Linked DNA regions of Mus musculus: regions 2 and 3 are each linked to region 1. Evidence: chromatin loops called from intact Hi-C (ENCODE). Cell type or tissue: left cerebral cortex. All regions are shown on one strand. Links, peaks and the distances in the headings refer to the core of each region. The heading gives the core; the rest is flanking DNA. Region 1 overlaps H2-Eb1 (histocompatibility 2, class II antigen E beta). Region 2 holds the start of Gm20506 (a long non-coding RNA gene). Region 3 holds the start of H2-Ab1 (histocompatibility 2, class II antigen A, beta 1).

Region 1 (5,000 bases), core at 1-5,000:
CAGTAAGTGCAGGGAGCAAGGCTCAGTGCTAACTGCCTGGCCAACCCTGGGATCTCAGTCTTCCCCATTTTGTGCCCTGAGTCCATCACCCCAGCCCCCATACTGTAGGGAAAGCAGATCTGTCTCTGAGAGAAGACAATGGGTGTTACCTGTTGGCTGAAGTCCAGACTGTCCTAGAAAAGAGAGAATAAAATAGATGCTTACATGCATGAAGGCAGATCTGTCCCCAGACACATGTCCCCAGACTCTGAGCTGCCACCTGAGATTCCTCTGGTAATACTGCCCAGAGCACACAGAACCAAGAGGAGCATGGACAGAGGGAGGGGCTTAGGGAGCTTCAGTCACCGGCAGTGACCATGGCTCCCCCCAGTCTTCCTCTGTCCTCAGGTCTCAAGCCAGAATCAACTTAACTCTCCCATGTGTTATCCCTTCTCAGGGTCAAATCAAGTAAACACAGACTATTGCATTCAGAATCCAATGAAACCTGAGGTCACAGGGCCAATGGCATCCTGAGAACAAAGCCATGGCTTTTCCCTGAAATGCTATGGAGTTGGGGCTCCCACCAGGCTCCTTACCTTTCTGGTTCCTGAAGTAGATGAACAGCCCCGCTCCCAGGAAGAGCAGGCCCAGCACGAAGCCCCCAACTCCACTCAACATCTTGTTCTGTGCAGATGTGGATTGTGCTTCTGAGAAAGGAAGCCAAAGGTTTGGAGGGTTTTAGCCCAAATCCCATTTCCACTCCGGACCCCCTGAGACTTGGAGCTTTGAGCCCAAGGAAGAAGCGTGTTCTAGAAGATCTGGCAGTCAACATTCCTGGTCATGTTGAGAAACCAACAAAACAGGAAAAGGCTCACACCATGAAGAGCCTTAAACATGACCACCCTGAGCCGAGCTGACAGGAAGCTGCTGAGCTCTGAGGGGTAGCAAAGGCAGAGCTATGACTATATGTCCCTGAGGTCAGCCATGACCCTGCACTGCTCCTTGTCCATCAGCAGCAGCAGCAGGAGGAACACAACCCAGCTAGCGGCAGAGGCTGCAAGAAGATTCCAGGACCTGTTATGTCACTGGCAGGCTCAGATGAGTCTATGGGGGCATAACTGCTTCCCAGGGGGCAACTGTGCTTGTAGAAGCTTCACGCACCTACCCTGTAAGCCATGGTGAAAGGCAGGACAGCACAAAGCCAGTGGAAAGAGTGTGTGGGTGGAGAAAGCTGACAGGCAGGGATAAACCACACCCACCCGGGCGGGCATTCACAGAGTCTGGAAGTTACCACTCACTCCACTCGACCGTGACAGGGTCGGTCAGGCTGGGATGCTCCACCTGGCAGGTGTAAACCTCTCCACTCTGAGGAACCGTCTCCAGCATCACCAGTGTCTGGAAGGTCCAGTCTCCATTTCGGACCAGGCCCGTGGACACAATTCCTGTTTTCTCCTCCTTGCCATTCCGGAACCATCTGACTTCAATGTTGCCAGGGTAGAAGTCACTCACAGAGCAGACCAGGAGGTTGTGGTGTTCCAGGGGCTGTGTCTTTGTGGGGTACACAGTCACCGTAGGCTCAACTAGAGAAAGATAGGTGAGAAGGAGCCATGAGGGTGGAGCTGTCCTCCTTGTAGGCTGCCTGCATGCCTGCCTGCCTGCCTGCCTGCCTACCTCCATCTATCCATCCAGACTGGATCCAGGCAGGCTAAGGTTCTACAGTCGCCCAGGACTCAGGTTCTGTTTTCACAATTTACTGTCAGCTCCACTCTCAGGAGGAATCACCAGCTGGAGGTGAAGCTCCAGGCGGAGAGAAACAGGCTCTCCTCTCAGCTGTGATACTTTAACCAACAGCTAAGCGACACCCACATACCCTGTGTGTATAGCACATGGGTTCTGTTTCTTCTTGTCTGTAGATGGTGAAAGTTCTTTGGGTGAGGCAGGAAGACTTACTGAGTGTTACTCCTTTCTCATCTGTTTTGGCAAAACTCTAAATCAACTTTGCCATATCTGACATCATTACTTCTTCATGTCGGCTAAACAGGGATTCACAGTCACATCAGCAGGGGCCAGACTGTGAGCTGCAGGGATTGTGGGCTGAGCTGCAGTCTGCACCCTGACCATGCAGAGCAGTGGACAAACAGCAGATGGCAGTGCTGAGCGAGGATCCTCTCCCAGCTGAAGAAGCCAGGCCATTTTCATTTTGTGTGTGCTTTTTTTCTAGGCAACAAGTCATAACAGCCATTCACATGACCCATTATTGTAAATAAGGGATGGGGAATCCCATTAAAATTAGTTTATAGAAGCCTTCATTTTCTTTGGTTATTTCCGGTTGATCTCTTTACAATCTTCTGAAGCTGAGTGAAGAAGCTGTCGTACCATCTTGAGCTGTGCAGATGGGGTTGTGGTCCCACACCTTGAGTCATGCAATCAGGGTTGGGGGTTTCAACATCACAAACTGTCCTGGGTAGTTTTATGTTGATCTGACACAGCTAAAGTCACTTGAGAGGAGGGAACCTCAATTTAGAAAATGCCCCACAAGATTGGGCTGTAGGTAAGCCTTTAGGGCATATTCTTAATTAGTGATTGATGGGGGGGGGAGGGACTCACCCACTGTGGGAGGTGCTGTCCCTTGATGGTTGTCCTGGGCTCTATAAGAGAGCAGGCTGAGCAGGCTCTGAGGAGCAACCCACTCTCCATGGCCTCTGCATCAGCTCCTGTTTCCAAGTTCCTGCCCTGCTGGAGTTTCTGTCCTGACTTCCTTTACTTATGAGAAGCATAAAGAAGTGTAAGCTAAGCAAGCCCAAGATTAACTGCAATTCGGCTGTGGACCTACAACATCTCAACCCTGACTTTCAGACTTAGGAAATCCACTTCGGTCCCAGCCTCTACCTCCTCCAGGGCCCGACACACTTCTCAGGCACTCTGCCAAGAGCCTTGGCCACTCAAGGACCCAAACAAAGGCCTGGTCTTTTCTTCTCATCAGGAAAGAGTTCAAACACCGTTGACTTGAGCCTACCCCACCATGAACCACAGTACTACCCAGGCTAGCAGGCAGAAGGCAGCCCACCCCCGGGTCCCAGAAAGGCTCAAATAATACATACAATGTCTAAATCCTCAATAGCCAGACACCCAAAGGATGTGGCAGCAACATTTATCTAAATTAGGTTGGTCTTGGACATTGCCTCCATTCAAAATGCCAGATTTTTTAAAAACTGCAGACATACAGGCTTCAGTCTGAACTTCCCTAAATCCAGGTTTTGGGGAACTGAGCTCTGGCTTCATCTACAGCAACACCTCTGTCCCAGCTTCAGTGACTGCACACATGTGGATCTAGGCACCACCCAGCCCCTGACACCCTCATGAGACCTCCCTGTCCTTATGCAGTGTTGGCAGCACTGAGTGGCAGGCACAGTGTGGAAACTGCCATTGGCTTCAGTGTGCCTGTCCTAGCCCCTGTGTGGCAGCATGTCTACATCCCGGGAGGACAGCTGCAGAGCACTACAGTGTAAAAGAATAAATTGCTGGGCATATCCACTTCCCCTGCCCATAGCTATCTGCCAACAACAGCACCATATACCGGAGCAAACCTAGACACAGTAGAGACAGGATGTGACCTTGAGGTGCAAGCCAAACATGACTATGCCACCTGCTACCAAGCCTTTTATGTCCTAGGAGGACAGTAAAAAAAACACAAGGAAAGCACAAAGACAAGAGTGCTCGCCATCATTGTTGTGGGGGAAAAATCAAGGCTTTGTAGCCATCTTGGTAAAGGGCAGTCACATGACTGACTGTGTCATCTGTGTTAAGGGAAAGTCATGGCTTCATTGCCATCTGCAGAGAAAGACCTAAGATGCTGTGGCTAAAGAAAATCAGATGGCAGATCTAACCGCCAAACAGTCAGCCCAAGGAGCAATGATCCTGGCAGTCAAGAAGCCTAAAGATTATTATGACATCAGGGAGACCAGCTTTAGATACACCCCTGAGCACTATCAAGTTATGGACATTATTTGACCCACCTGGGGGCCAAGAAATTAAAAGGTGTGGTTAGGTCCTCCTACTACTATGTTATAGGACTCTCTGACTTGGCAGAAAAAATAGTCAAAAGCTGCAAGGCCTGTGCTATGACGAGGTAAAATTTCTAAAAGAAATCTTCCCAAGGTAATTGGGTCCAATAACGGACCTGTCTTTGTTGCCCAGGTAAATCAGGGACTGGCCAAGATATTGGGGATTGATTAGAAGTTACATTGTGCATGCAGGCCCCAAAGCTCAGGACAGGTAGAGAAAATGAATAGAACCATTAAGAGACCCTTACCAAATTGACAGTGGAGACTGGCGCTAATAATTAGATAGCTCACCTACCCTTTGTGCTCTTCAGGGTTAGAAACACCCCTGGACAGTTTAGACTAACCCCCCTATAAATTACTCTACAGGGGGCCCCCTCCACTGGTTAAAAATAGCCTCTGCACATAGTGCTGACATGCTGCTTTCCCAGCCTTTGTTCTCTAGGCTCAAGGCGCTTGAGTGGGTGAGACAGCAAGCAAAGAAGCAGCTCCAGAAGGCCTGCTCCAGAAGACCTAGAAGCACCACATCTCTTCCAAGTTAGAGATTCGTTCTACATTAGACGTCTCCACGCAGAAAACCTTGAGACTTGGGTAGAAAGACCCTTATCTTGTACTCTTGACCACCCTACTTTCTACCTTTATAAGACCCCTTTTGATTTTACTTCTGCTTTTAATTATAGGTCCATGTATATTAAATAGACAACTCACCTTTATTAAAACAAAAATTAGTGCAGTGCGGCTTTTAGCTTTAAGACAACAGTACCATGCCCTAAAGGATCAAGTATGTCAGGAAAAAGATAGTGTCTAGTTCTAAGATTAGAACTACTAACAAGTAGAAGTGGGGAATGAAAAAGTAAAACGCAAAAACAAAATTCTGGGCCTTTAGGCCCAGGCTTGAGAATGTGACCTCTGTGACTTAATGCTCCAAGGAATGCTAATCATAAAACAGATAGCGACATT
Region 2 (7,074 bases), core at 928-5,927, 66 kb after region 1:
GGGGGTATGGAAACAGTATTTCTAAAGAAAGCAAACTTTCTAACTGTAACTGAGGAAAGGAAACAACAGGAGCTATCAACTCGTCATCTCCCAGGGAGAGGAAGAAAACAGATGAAGCTGACATCTGCAGACAGGCAAGCTTCCTCACATGAAGAAAGACAGCTCAGAAGCAGACCTGAGATTCCCCAGAGCAGAACCAAGCCCACCCAGGAGTAGAAGAAGGAGACCTGGCTGAACTGTGCCATGTGGAGGGAGGGCTGGACTCTGCCTGTCAGGCTTGTGACCTTGAAAGGGTGGTGTGTCCCAGGTTCTTGAAACCCAGTGGAGGGATATTTTGTTCCACAGTCATTGTCCTAACTGTTTGGTGACGGTTTGCAATGCCCTTTAGTGTGGAAATACACTTTGTTACATCAACCATTTGCAACTTAGTTTTCACTTACAATTCTGTCATTTTCTTTACCTCTGACTTCAGTTAGCCCTCATTGTGCATCTTCTTGTTTCCTCTCCATTTAATTGCTGGGTTCCTATGTCTTTCTTAATTTGGATTTTCCTTCATGTGGTAAATGCATGATTCACTCGGTCCTCACAGCTGTTGCCCTGGCTCTTGTCCTGGTCCTTAGTCTGGAGACAATATTTGCTAGTTAATATCAGTTTTGAGGACCACATCTGCAGCTTTGTGTTAGTTTGTTTCTATTTTCTGCTCCTACCCAGGGCAGGTGAGCGCATCAGGATGAGAACCTTGAAGACTGTCTGGATTTCTAAGCTCAAAGTCGCCCTCTAGTGTTAACACAGCACAGCGCTGTTTCATTAACAATGTGGTTATGAAGTTGATGTCTGATTTTATGACTCCTGTTTCTGGAAATAATAAATTTTCCCCACTTCCTTTTTCTCATTAAAACCATGATATTTGGAGTTTCCACCATTGAAGCAATTGCTTCACTCCCTACATTAATGCTTCCCTAAGACCTTCCCCTCCAATTCCCTCATCAGACCCCTCAGCAACAGTGGAATACAGTGCACCTGTGTGGAAGGCCACAGACTACTTCCATAATGACTTCACTCAGAACAGAATGTATATATGTGTGTGTGTGTACGTGTATGTGTATATGTGTATGTGTGTGTGTGTGTGTGTGTGTGTGTGTGTGTGTGTGTGTATGTGTATATGAGGGGAGGACAGCTCTGGCTGTCCTGGGATTCACCACGTAGACTAAGCTGTTCTCAGACTCACAGATCCATTTACCTGCCTTTGCCTCCCAGATTCTGGGATTAAAACTGTGCAGAGCACAACAGGCTGGAAGGTTATTTTTGCAAAGGTGATTTTCTTTGCCCATTGGTCTCAGGACCCCCCAGTCTCTTCTCCAGTCAGATTCTATCACAGATCCGTGTGGCTTTGCTGGGGTTGAGTATCTCTCATCTTGGGGATATGTTGTTAAACATCAGCATATTCTGCCACCTCCACTGTCCTCAGAACATAAGCCCTGAGAGTGCAGAGGAACTGATAACAAGGTTAGGTGAACAACAAGTCAAAATCATCAAAATCTGGTTAAAATAGTCCTTAATGAGAAATTAGTTCCTATAAATGTATATATTGTTACAGGAGAGGTATTTAGAATAGTAATGCATCCTTTTGCTATGAGATCATTAAAAAATTAAGTGAATTAAACTTAAGGAAGACACAAGAAGATAAAAAGAAGTATTAAAAATTAGAGCAGATATCATTTTAAAGGAAAACTGACAAATAGAAAAATAAGAGTTTAAACTAGAGGTGGTTCTTTGAAGAGAATAATAAACATTATAAACCCCTATGACATAAGAAGGAAGCAAATGCTACCAGTGAGAAAGAGGAAGGCGGTCAGCCATCGCAGTCACTCAGACACCAGGTGGCTAAGATGGGTTACAACACTTTGATGCCAACAACTAAACAGGAAATGGAGACAGAAATGAAGCCCTGGACAGCTGTGGTCAAATAAGGCCATAGACTATTCTCAAAGCCACATGAGACTATACAAAAAATAGCATGCTTCTGTGACACAGGAGATTTCCTTCTTAGACAGCAGGATCTCTATGAGTTCCAGGACAGCCAGGGCTACGTGTTTCAGAAAGAGAGAAAGACAGAAACAGAGACAGAGCCAGAGAGACGGAGACAGAGAGAGGGAGGTGCAGGAATATTGAGATATGGCTACAGTAGCTCAGTTCAGATCATTTCCTTGTGATTTTCAAATTAATTGAGAGAAGAACGGGATGGTCCAGGCTACATATTTGCTTGTCTGTGGTTGTAGATTGACCTTTCCAGAAGCATCTTGCAGATTGACTGACTGGTGAGTACTTCATGGTTGTGGTCATTTCTATGCCAAAGATCATCTTCACCATCTTTAGTCTCCTATACATGACAGAAGATAAGCATAAAAAATAAATTGTATTTCTGTATACCAACAATGAACACACAGTGCCTTTCTGGCTATGGTGACCTTCCTGCAAGAATATGCCCCTTGCAACAGATCTCCTTGTAGCTTTCCAGAGGGGAGGAAAGATGAGACACTATCCTCTGTCTGCCCACAGACAATAGCAAGCTTACAGTGTAGCAGGAACGGCAGGGTGGCCTCTATGTAAACACTGGAGGCCGTGCCACTGCAAAAGCATCTCCTGCAGGAGGACCTAATTGAGGACTGCTGAGAGAGCAAGGATTGCTGGTGTAAACAATGCCAGCCAATCAGGAACTGCTGTTTAGAATAGATACTTTCCTGGAAACAATGGGGGCGAGAGTGGAGGGTATTAACAGAGCTTACAGCATTGCTCAGAGGAGCTTGCTGCAGAATTTCTCACCTGCTCCCAGAGTCTGTGTCATTGACTCTGTGCCAGCTCACCCCCGACCCACAAGAGAAGGTAGGGTCGGGCAGAGAGCTATCCAGGGCACAGGCAACATTACAGGAGGGTAATCCTCTGAGTGATGGCACAGGACAGTGAGTCCAGCTACTTGGGAGACTGGGGAAGGAAGATCCCAAGTTCAAGGCCAACTGAGGTGCAAAAAGACACTGAGGCCTCGGTAGTCAACTTAGTGAGACCCTACTTCAAATTTTAAACCAAATAAAATGGCCAGGAGGGCTTGGGATGTAGCTCAGGGTTGGAACATGGGCATTCATAAGGTCCTTTGATTCCATTCGGCACTGAGAGGAAAAGTTTAGGAAACTGCTAGGCCATGGTGACACACACCTTCAATCCCCACATTCAGGAGGCAGAGGCCGGTGGATCTCTGCATTTGAAGCCATCCTGGTCTAGAAAGCAGTTCAAGCAGGCTGAATGACAGCCAAGGCTCTAAAGAGAAATCCTGGCTAGAGAAACCCAAACCAGGAGCAGGGAAGAAAAAGAAAAAATGCAGGAAATCATACTGATGTCTTTTAGATACTTTTGTCAATCAGTTCCAGAAATGAAATATTTGGGCATGGGTCTATGAGAGCACAGTAAATAAGTCAAAGGGACTGGAGAGATGGATCAGTGGTTAAGAGCCCTCTCTGCTCTTCCACAGAACTCAGGTTCAATTCCAGAACCCATATGGTGGCTCCCAATGAGCTATAACTCTAGTTCCAGGTCCCTGTCACCCTCTTCTGACCACTACAGGCATTACACAGACACAGTACACAGACATTCATGCAGGCAAAACCCTCACAAACAAAATAAAATGAGTAAATCTAACCGTTAAACAAAACCACAAATGAATGCAGATACATGTTGCTTGTAAGCGAGGCCCGTTAGGACAGTAAAGAAAGGCACTCAGCAAACATCACCATTGCCACTAACAGGGCAGGAACATGGAATGGCTAACACTCTCTTGAAAAAGAATGAAGAGACCGGAATCAATCTGCCAATTTTAAGACATGTCAAAATGAAGATGAGCGACACTGGCCAAGTAATAAGGCCAAAACAAAAAGTTCAGAAGCAGGCCAATGAGTAATGTTTAATATTTTGGTTTTTATCGTGTTTATTGTGCATGTTTACACATGAACACCTGTAGGGGCATATGTATGCTGTGTCGGAGGCCAGAATACTTGTGGGAGACAGGTCTCTCCTTCCACTCTTTGGGTCCCTGGGATCAAATTCAAGTGTCCAGGCTTTACCTACTAAGCCATCCTGCAGCCCCTAAATTCATTTTGATAAAAAATGTAAAAGTAGCCAGGCAGTGGTGGTACACACCTTTAATCCCAGCACTTGGGAGGCAGAGGCAGGCAGATTTCTGAGTTCGAGGCCAGCCTGGCCTACAGAGTGAGTTCCAGGACAGCCAGGGCTACACAAAGAAACCCTGTCTCAAAAAAAAAAAAAAAAAAAAAAGTAAAAGCAATGCGTTATAGAGAGTGTAGAGTTTTCAACAAAAGACACTGAAGGAACTAACCGTCTGTAGAGAAAAGGATCAGACCCGGTGACATATGCTGGTAAACCTAGCACGTGAGAGTCAGAAATGGGAGAATCAGGAGTTCAAGGCCAGATTCAGCTACACGGTGCTACTGAGACCAGCTTGGGCTATATGAGATATATTCTCTCTCTCTCTCTCTCTCTCTCTCTCTCTCTCTCTCTCTCTCTCTCTCTCTCTCTCTCTCTCTCTCTCATACACACACACACACACAAATCTATATGCAAACAGCATACCATTATATATTTAAAAACTAACGTAGAGGTTATAGACTAAATCAGAAAACATAAAAGTCATAAGACTTTCAGAAGAAAAATCTGCAGAAATATCTAAATAGGAAAACCTGTAGGGAACAAAATCAAAACTGAAGCAGGAAAGAGTAGACAGGAAACGTCAAAGTGAGGGTGGGGAGCAGCCGGGTTTCTCTGGTGGGCTTCCTGCCAGCACCCGGGAGGTGCATAAGCACACTATCCTCAGAAAAGGCAATAAAAACAATTGCACATTAAAAATAAGCAACGGAGAGTGGATCAGGCTTTATCTACTTCAAACAGTGGATGTTCTTTATTGACATTGTAGAACAAATGTTGAGACCATTCAAGACAAAATAGTATCCCTTCAGACAATGAAAATACACCAGAAAATCCACTACCAACTAAACTGTAATTTATTGCAAAACAAGCTAAAAGTCAGTTAGAACGCTTCTAAATGTCCAAGATCAAGCATTCCACACTCCCAGCATGGGTAGGTGGGATTTGTGAAGTGTCAACCTTAGCTGAGGAGGAGTTGACGGCTGAGGCAGAGGGAAACTCCATGTTCTTCAAGAATGTGCTCCTAAGGGCAGATGGACCTGCCCCCATGTAATCCTAGCAGAACTACATTGACTTAGTGAATTAAAGCAAAAACGCATATGAAGTTGGGAGGTAAATGTGATCAGGAGAAAGGAAAAATTAGAAGGGAGTGAATGGGGGTGGATTTGATCAAAACACATAATACTCATGTATAAAATTCTCAAACAATAAAAGGTTAATAAGAAATATCTTCTACAAAGACAAAATGATGCTGTATTGAATGAAGCATGCTCAGTTTTACTCACAACTCAAGCAATTTTTACAACAGCCTTCCCATCTACATACAGCAGAAACACTCCCAACTGTCAACTTATTAAAAAGATGTTACTCAGGTGTCAAGACTTTGTAAACCAGTGAATGCATTGCTCCACTAAGGTCACTATTAAGTGAAATTAGTGCTTTGTTTCAGAATCCTGCAGCACTGGACACAACGGTAGCACCCTGCAGGCTAGACTCACTTTAAGATGCCAACAGTTTTACCACCATTAGCTTTGAACTTCTACTGCAGCTAACATTGAGCAGAGCCAACAATATGCTATAAATAAAGAATCCTAGAAATAGACTGTCACAATGTAGCCATCCCCAGTAAATTAGCAGATGGGCCAATTAGCATCGATGCTTGTTGTAACATCATGAAAGGAAAAACAAGGAGATACACTGTAACTCCAGAAAAGGTCATGGCCTCCTCCAGACTCCAAAACAATCAGACTAGAGTCTCACCCCAAGTCTGCATCAGATGCTAACTCATAGAAAACACAAAGGGTAAAAGAGTGTGTCAGATGGCAGCCAGTGTGTCAGATGGCACCACGTGTATCAGATGGCACCATGTATGTAGGCAACAACATCTCAGCGTGGGAACCCTTCACCTTGGAGGCTGAGCCTTCTCAACAGCTTTAATCCTATCAGAAAGAAAAGATGACGTAAAACATCTGAAAGTCTGGGAGACAAGAAAGACCATGGATTCTTGTATACATAAGTGTATGCTTGGCTGTATCTAATCACCCCACGTGGATAGTGTGTGCTGTGGGTGTTTATTGGCTGAGGCACATAAGGAATTCCACAGAGACCACCACTGTTTGTGTTTTGACCTGAGCAAGTGATGACACGGGTTTTGCCTTGAACAAGTCATTGATTTATACTTCACTGCGGTTGCCTGTGACTGCTTTATTTTTACAATAAGGATTTTTAAGGTGACTGTATGGAAGACTAGAAGCTGTGGTTGGAAGATAGAAATCTTGGGGCTCCACAGTCACAGGGTTAGGATTGGGCCAAAGCAACTTGGGTGTGGAATGAGTTAGGTCCTAAGGAAGTTTCTGGACCATGTCCTGGAAACGAGGGACTACTGAGGTACAGGACAAAGGGAAGGTCCATGACCACATCTCACAGACTGAAGAGCCAGCATCCTTTGCCAACCCGAATCCTCAGCCCTGTCACACTTCTTCAGGCTCTGGGGGAGAGGCTTCCATTAGGATCTTACTAGGGTTGAGAATGGAGACTCTCTCTTGAGGCCTGCAAGAAGAGTGGGAGGGTGTCAGGAGGCCTCACACCCTCCAATTCCAGACACTCAGGAGACAATCACGCAGCCAGAGTCACCTCTGCCTCTCCTACTCCATGATGCATGCTCTGACTGAAGAACAAGGCCATGATCTGCCAGCCAAAGACAAGGAACCAGAGTGCTTACCTCATTGCCAGGCTGAGTCTCCACAGATGCTGGAAAGAGAGAAAACGGGATCCCCAGTCAAGATCAAATGTGGTTTTCCTGGGGAGGGTGGGGGGTTATGGCCCTCAGTGTCAGCACTTGTCTTTGCATACCCCTGGACTCCC
Region 3 (7,074 bases), core at 812-5,811, 49 kb after region 1:
GAAGCCGGGAGGTGGTGGTACACTCAGGAATTAGAGCCAGGAGGATCTCTTATGAGTTCAAGGCCAGCCTGGCCTATAGAGCAAGGTCTAGGACAGCCAGGACTTGACACAAACCTTCTTTGTAAACCCACTGTGTATTTAATTTATGTGTAAATAAAATATTTTTATTTAAACTAAATACAAAAATAAATTGTCTTTATAAAGCAAACAAACAAGACAAAAGAAAAATTGATTCCGATTTCAAGTTAATAATTTGGGGGGGGGGAATTGCAAAAATGACTGCAATGCGACATTCTTCCTTCATCCCTCAGACTGTTGTGCACAGACACAAGTGTTTCTCGACTGACTTTGATATATTGTGCCCACTACCTCAGAAGCCTTCTTGCCAAGTGCTGTTATCCCTTCAAATTGAAAACAGCATACATGCCCCACCCGGGGATCCATCCCATAATCAGCCACCAAACGCAGACACTATTGCATATGCCAGCAAAATTATGCTGAAAGGACCCTGTGAGGCTATGCCAGTGCCTGGCAAATACAGAAATGGATGCTCACAGTCATCTATAGGATAGAACACAGGGCCCCCAATGGAGGAGTTAGAGAAAGTACCCAAGGAGCTGAAGGGGTCTACAACCATATAGGTGGAACAACAATATGAACTAACGAGTACCCCCAGAGCTCGTGTCTCTAGCTGCATATGTAGCAGAAGATGGCCTAGTCAGCCATCATTGGGGAGAGAGGCCCCTTGGTCTTGTAAACTTTATATGCCCCAGTACAGGGGAACGCTAGGGCCAAAAAGTGGGAGTGGGTGGGTAGGGGAGCAGGGCGGTGCGGGGGAGGAGGGTATAGGGGACTTTTGGGATAGCATTTGAAATGTAAATGAAGAAAATATCTAATAAAATGTTTCGCCGGGCAGTGGTGGTGCACACCTTTAATCCCAGCACTCGGGAGGCAGAGGTAGGTGGATTTCTGAGTTCGAGGCCAGCCTGGTCTACCGAGTGAGTTCCAGGACAGCCAGGGCTATATAGAGAAACCCTGACTCCAAAAAACAAAAAACAAAACAAACAAAAAAAAAACAAACAAAAAACAAAGAAAAGAAAGAAAGAAAGAAAGAAAGAAAGAAAGAAAGAAAGAAAGAAAGAAGGAAAGAAAGAAAGAAAGAGAGAGAGAGAGAAAGAGAGAGGGAGGGAGGGAGGGAGGGAGGGAGGGAGGAAGGAAGGAAGGAAGGAAGGAAGGAAGGAAGGAAGGAAGGAAGGAAGGAAGGAAGGAAACAGCATACATACTTAACTTGTTTAATGTTCGTTTTCTACTCTCTACAACTGTTTTGGTTGGTTTTTTGGTTTGGGGGGTTTTTTCCTCCACAGTCAAGATCATTAATTCCTGGTGGCCGGTCACTGTTCCCTTGCTGTGAGGAATCAGTTGCGACCGTTGAATAACAAGGCCACCCAGAAAGTAAAAAGGGAAAACTTAAGCAACCTTTGGAGTTAAGCATTAGTCCTAATGTAGGAGATTAGATCTGAATATGATGCCTAACCGACCACTTTAATTGGCATCACGGGTGAGAGGCTCTGGGGGTATCAGGGAGTGTGCTGGAAACGGAAATGAGTTCCTCAGATTTTGTATCAGAATCTTTTAGTGTGGCCCCAAGTCAACACAGTCTCCCTCAGAGAACGAGGGAAATGACAGTGATGCCTTCGGGTCAGCGCCAGGCAGCAAACAGCCCTCACAAGACAACCGTGGCCCTCAAGGAACACACGGAAATCAGGAAAACAGAATGGCGGGGAGAAACCACAGGACGCCAGAGCTACCGCGCTAAACCGCTTCTGACAGGACCCTGGCCGCTCACCCGGGCGCCCTCTCCCCTGCTTAGCCTCCCTGAGCTGGCGCTGACAGGGGCCTGAGGTCACAGCAGAGCCAGGGGTCAGAGGGCAGCTGGGCCTCATGAGGCAAAGGGCAGAGGGCAGAGGTGAGACAGGAGGGAGACTCCAAGGAGGCGCTAGGTGGTGCAGGGCAGACGGGAGGAAGGAGGCCATGCAGCTCCTCAGGCGGGAACTCTGCTCCGCGTCCCCTCACGGCCCGCCGCGCTCCCGCGGGACCCGCCGCGCTCACCAAGCCGCCGCAGGGAGGTGTGGGTCTCCGGCCCCTCGTAGTTGTGTCTGCACACCGTGTCCAGCTCGGCCCGCGTTCGCTCCAGGATCTCCGGCTGGCTGTTCCAGTACTCGGCGTCTGGCCGCCCCAGCTCGGTCACCGCGCGGTGCTCGCCCACGTCGCTGTCGTAGCGCACGTACTCCTCCCGGTTGTAGATGTATCTGGTCACATATCGTATGCGCTGCGTCCCGTTGGTGAAGTAGCACTCGCCCATGAACTGGTACACGAAATGCCCTGCGGACGGACGCGGTCAGCCCGGGGGACAGCGGGGACCACGCAGACCACGGCTCCCCGCGGCCCCACCCCGCGCCGGCGCTTCCCGCGTGGGGCGACCGCTCTCTGGGGACCGTCGGGCCTCGGGGCCTCGGGCCGGGCAGTCTCTTCGCCGCCCCCGCCCGTGAGGACCCCGCTTCGGCGGAGCACCGGGCGACGGTTCGACCCGGGGTAAGGAAGAGGAAGGGAGGGATGGGGCGACCGGGCTCGTCCTCACAAGAATACGCCTCAGGAAACGCAAACGGTACTTGGTACATTTGAAAAAAAAAATAATAATAAAACTAAGGGACACCAAAAGTTGGGTGGTAGAGGGGGGGGGATGGGCCTGGGTAGAGTTGGAAGAGGGAGTAAATATGACCAAAACTGTACGAAATTCTCAGCGAACTAATAAAACTAGGATACAAAAAATAAATAAAATATTTGCCAGTTTCTGCTACCCCACCCCCACCCTGTGGGACTCTCTCCTGTGTGCAAAAGGCCCTGACCCCCTAGGGGGCACTCGTTCTCAGGAGAGCCCCGACTACAAAACCAACAAATGGGAATCCAGGCAACCTCTGAGAACTGCCTGCTTGCACGGTCACTCCAGGCATCTTAAGGGTAACTGCGAGACTGAAGACACCTCTATGGCTTAGGGGACTGGGGCTTTATTTACTCTCTGGTCTCCGAACGAACTAGGACACCTCCGCTCACCCCAGGGTATGTATCACATATGTCCCTTCTGGGCCTAGTGTTTTCTTGGAAATTCAATTTACTAACTCAGTGTTTGAGTTCTGGATTCCATTTGACCAAAAAAATTAGGTTTCTTGGTCACTGGCTTCTCTCTGAGTTAGACGCCTAGAGTTCGCTCTCTTAAACCTCCACTCCACATGAGGAGTTGTCCGCAAACATCGGGACCACAGACCATCGCTGATCTGTTTCCCCACTTCAGAATCTGGCATTTCCTCCAGACAATGTACGGGGTGGGGGTGGGGGGCACTGGTATTGTAAGCCCTGTACGGGGGAGTGGGTGGGGGCACTGGTATTGTAAGCCCTGCTGTCTCCCCATGCACAACCCTTATCTTTGGTGGTCGATTTAAATTCTGCCGCCTCCTCCTCCTCCTCCGTTTATATGTCAGGCTCGCACCGGCGGCGGCACCATCCTAACTCAATATTAGAACACAGAAGTGAGAATGGAGTCTCACTCTCTCTTCAGAGAAAGGAAATCTATAGTAAAATCAGGATTTTGCCACCCCCTCCCACATCCCAGAGTCCCCAGGGTCCCTCAGAACACGACCCCCAGAGTGCTGGCTCTGGAGAGCCCTGCCCCCGGCACTTACTTTCGGAGTCTCCGCCCTCAGTCCCTGGGCTGCTCAGCACCATCAGCACCACCACAGCAGCCGAGAGGAGGAGGCTGGGGATCTGCAGAGCCATCTCTAAGGCACAGGTAATGGCAGTCACCAGGACTCACACCTGCTGTGCCCCCTTCAGAAAGCAAAGTTCTGTAGCCTGGAGTGATCTGAAATCCCAGAGTGTCAGGGTTGGTCCCAAGTGAGGAACCAATCAGCATTGGAGCTGAAGTCTGTCATCTGTCTCTGGGTAGACTTTGTTTACAAAGGCTCTCTATGCGCGGCATGGTCTGTTTCTTCATGAGCCCCACTGGATGAACGTTTGAGGTGACTGCTCCTCTCAGTTACAGAGTAAACTTTTCTAAACTGCAGACTGCCTGTGTTTGGGGGTTTAAAGAGAAAAGTGCGTGAAGTATAGACAACTTTGGGATAATTATTTCAAATCTACTGTTCTTACACTTGAGGTTGTAGTGGGAGAAATGAGTGTGACATGTATTAAGAGACAGAGAAATCATGTTTTGTTACATCTGACCCTCTGGGGTGCCTCAGGTGAGAAAGCAGAGTTCTTGGGGAGTCGCTGAGCCTCTTTCCAATCCTGGAATTCTCTTTGTAAAATGCAAGCCATGTTCCCTGAACTGTATTCTAGGTTTTGATAAGCTCACATGGAAGAGCAGTGTGATGTGGTTAATAATGGAAAGCATTGAGCTGTCCTGTGTACATGTTGGAAATGTCAGGTTAATGTGTGTCTCAGCCCTGCTGGCTCATGCACCTTCCCCATGCAGGAGTCTTCTACATTCACGATATTCCAATGAAAATACAGAAGTTGATCAGCCCAACGTTGCTCTTGTGGATTCTTCTGCTGTTTAAATCCTCCATAACCATGATGTCAGCTAAGGAAAACTCCACAACCTTTTAGGGCTTCCAGATCCAGCTGCCTGGAATTTCAAGGACAAAAGGCTAATGGTGTAAAATAGCAGTTTCAGGAAGGGACAGCCATAGGTTTGTCACACTGTGCCAGGCTGAATAACAGAGTCATCAACTTGTGCTTCAAATACATCTCTCCTCAGGTATACACTACTAAGTCTAATTGTCCATCAGCTGGAATGGTACCTGACAAATACCAAATGACTAAACAATAAGTCTCTTTCCCTGAAACTACAACACTATCTCTATTATTTTAGATCCTAGTTAAACAGGGGTCAGGACCTGAAAACAGAGTTGATGAAGGAAAAGGGAAAGACGTAGAGTTGGGTAACAAGACCATCCCGTGGGGGCTCCAGCAGCGCAGGTGAACTGCAGCATTCCAGGGTCCACACTGGCACCCTGATGTAGAGAACCAGAGAGGGACCGCACTGGGCTCTCACCATCAGCTCTGCTCAGGACAGACACAGATCTCCTAAGCCTAGGCAGGGAGCATGCAGGAGAAACATCAACTCAGATGTGGAAAGGGTTAGCAGACAAACATGGCCATTCAGGGACCATGGCAGTGGATGCTCTCAGGGTCCTCAGCCCCCACGTCAGACCTCCACACAATAATCTGCAGCCTCTGCCTCTTCTACACCTTCCCTAAGATGAAACCTAATAGGCTGTGTCCTCGGCTGGGAAGAGAAGAAGCCTGTGCAACACAGGGGATTTCCAGCTCTCCTAGGCCTCTTCACACAGGCTTTTCACCTAGCAACAGAAGCATCATCAGGAATCCTTTTTCTGATTGGCTGATATCACATTAGAAAACCAGTGCCTTGGGCTTCTGCCAGCTCCTTCTGCCCAGCCCAGCCTTCACTGAATCCTCAGCAGGGTTCATGTCCATACTGTATCACACGAGACAGTCACCCACTTCTTCCCTGGCTTGAAAGAAAGGGAACCCCAAAACCTCAGTCGCTGGTGCCTTCCATGACTCACGGTGGTCCTGTGTGGAGACAGGACACTTAGACTGTGGGCAGTGTAGACCCGTCTGGCTGCAGAATACAAACTACTACTCATACTGGCCAAAGTTTACAGGGGACATCTTCAGTTCGTAAGTGTAGGAGAAAAGAACTGTGGACCCCTTCCAGGGAACTCAAGAAGAAACTCTCTCCTCAGCCAGCATCCCTTGAAATCAGTGCTTCAGTGGGGCCAACTGTGAAACTAATAATCAAATTGCCACGACAAAGGTCACCCAGGACACTATTGTGTCCACTCGAGGTATCAAGGCCCCACAGCTCCTCCCAACACTATTAATATAACGCTAAGAATGATGTTGAGTTTTCCTTTAATTAAAAAAAATATATCAAGCAACTATCCCCAAGTTTTCCTTAGTCGGTTTGAAGTTATTTATACACTTCCACTATTCAACTCCTGAGTGATGAGTTATATTAACTTTCATTGTAAATATAAAATGTGTGTTTTTATTCTGCAAGTTTTTCTCTTTAAGTAACATCTTAGAAAAGTCAAAGAGTCACACAGGCAGTGAGCGAGCACAGACAAGCCCTCTGCACCTCAGAAGATTCAACTTCACTTACAAAAGAAATGCGCACACACCACAGGCAGTGGCTTGAAGCAGATGTAATTTGTAAACATCTCTGCGATCTGTGGTAACCTGAACATACATCACTTTTGCATTACAGCCTCTATCTGGAATGGCTACTGAATCCACATACTAAAGGCTTGGCTGCTGTCCAGGCCATTACGGAGAGAAGGCAGAAGCTTTAGTGGGTAGAGCCTAGAAGGAAATCAGCCGTTGGGTGTGTTGGGGGTGTAGAGGCTCTGGTCCCTTCCTGGCTTCCAGGCTGCTATAAGATCAACAGTTTTTCCCTCTGAGTCCCACAGTGATGATCTGTCTCACTGCAACCCAAAGGAAATGGAGCCAAGGGACTATGGACAGAACTGGGAGTCAAAGCAAACTTCGCACCGTATAGACTGGTTCTGATAACCCCACAGTGCTCCTGGAAGGGGCTTCATCACGCTGAAGATGTAAACAGACCTGGACTCTCACAGAAGGGTAGGTAAATGACCAGGTTGCAACTTACAAAAATAATAATAATTTCCAGGTGTGGTGGATTGCCCCTGTGATCTAGAACTTAGAAAGTTGAAACAGAAGGATTAACATGAGTTTGAAGTTATCCTGATTTAACAGCACATGTCAGGCCATGAACAACTACATAGAAAAACACGGTGTAAATTTTAAAAATGAGGAAAAAATACTAACTGTCCAATATGGCACCGTGTATGCTAACTGGAAAGATAGCACAAGTTAAATTAAGTTTAACTCTAACCCTAGATTCTAGGCACTATATAAACTCCTTTAGAAATGCATAAAAAATTTTAAGGCAACAATATCATAAAATAGCTT

Evidence for each region. A loop is a pair of places that touch in the nucleus more often than their neighbours do. Peaks named below come from ENCODE experiments on the same cell type or tissue, not always from the same donor. Only the 100,000 strongest peaks of a DNase experiment are listed, where the experiment ranks them.
Region 2: it touches region 1 in a loop (6-fold over the local background); 21 of 42 quality-filtered maps call a loop at or near these places.
Region 3: it touches region 1 in a loop (2.3-fold over the local background); 20 of 42 quality-filtered maps call a loop at or near these places.

Annotation. Positions count from the first base shown.
Region 1 is chr17:34,310,729-34,315,728 of GRCm38, reverse strand. It overlaps H2-Eb1 (histocompatibility 2, class II antigen E beta), which reads right to left. Exons shown (of 6, transcript NM_010382.2): 3 at 1,278-1,559; 4 at 576-686; 5 at 150-173. Among named protein-coding and RNA genes, the nearest start is that of H2-Eb1, 7.4 kb to the right of the region's middle. In left cerebral cortex, for the core only: a CTCF peak has its summit at 2,111 (motif pointing right); DNase peaks (open chromatin) are centred at 1,843 and 2,094.
Region 2 is chr17:34,243,774-34,250,847 of GRCm38, reverse strand. H2-Ob (histocompatibility 2, O region beta locus) reads right to left here. Exons shown (of 6, transcript NM_010389.3): 5 at 6,932-6,960; 6 at 4,940-6,759. The coding sequence ends at 6,727. Gm20506 (a long non-coding RNA gene) reads right to left here and starts at 3,513. Exons shown (of 5, transcript XR_003952412.1): 1 at 1,241-3,513; 2 at 461-621. In left cerebral cortex, for the core only: a CTCF peak has its summit at 3,602 (motif pointing left); no DNase peak of the experiment used is centred there.
Region 3 is chr17:34,260,069-34,267,142 of GRCm38, reverse strand. It overlaps H2-Ab1 (histocompatibility 2, class II antigen A, beta 1), which reads right to left and starts at 3,916. Exons shown (of 6, transcript NM_207105.3): 1 at 3,738-3,916; 2 at 2,110-2,382. The coding sequence starts at 3,831. In left cerebral cortex, for the core only: a CTCF peak has its summit at 2,893; DNase peaks (open chromatin) are centred at 2,250, 3,972 and 5,448; H3K4me3 peaks cover 1,221 bases.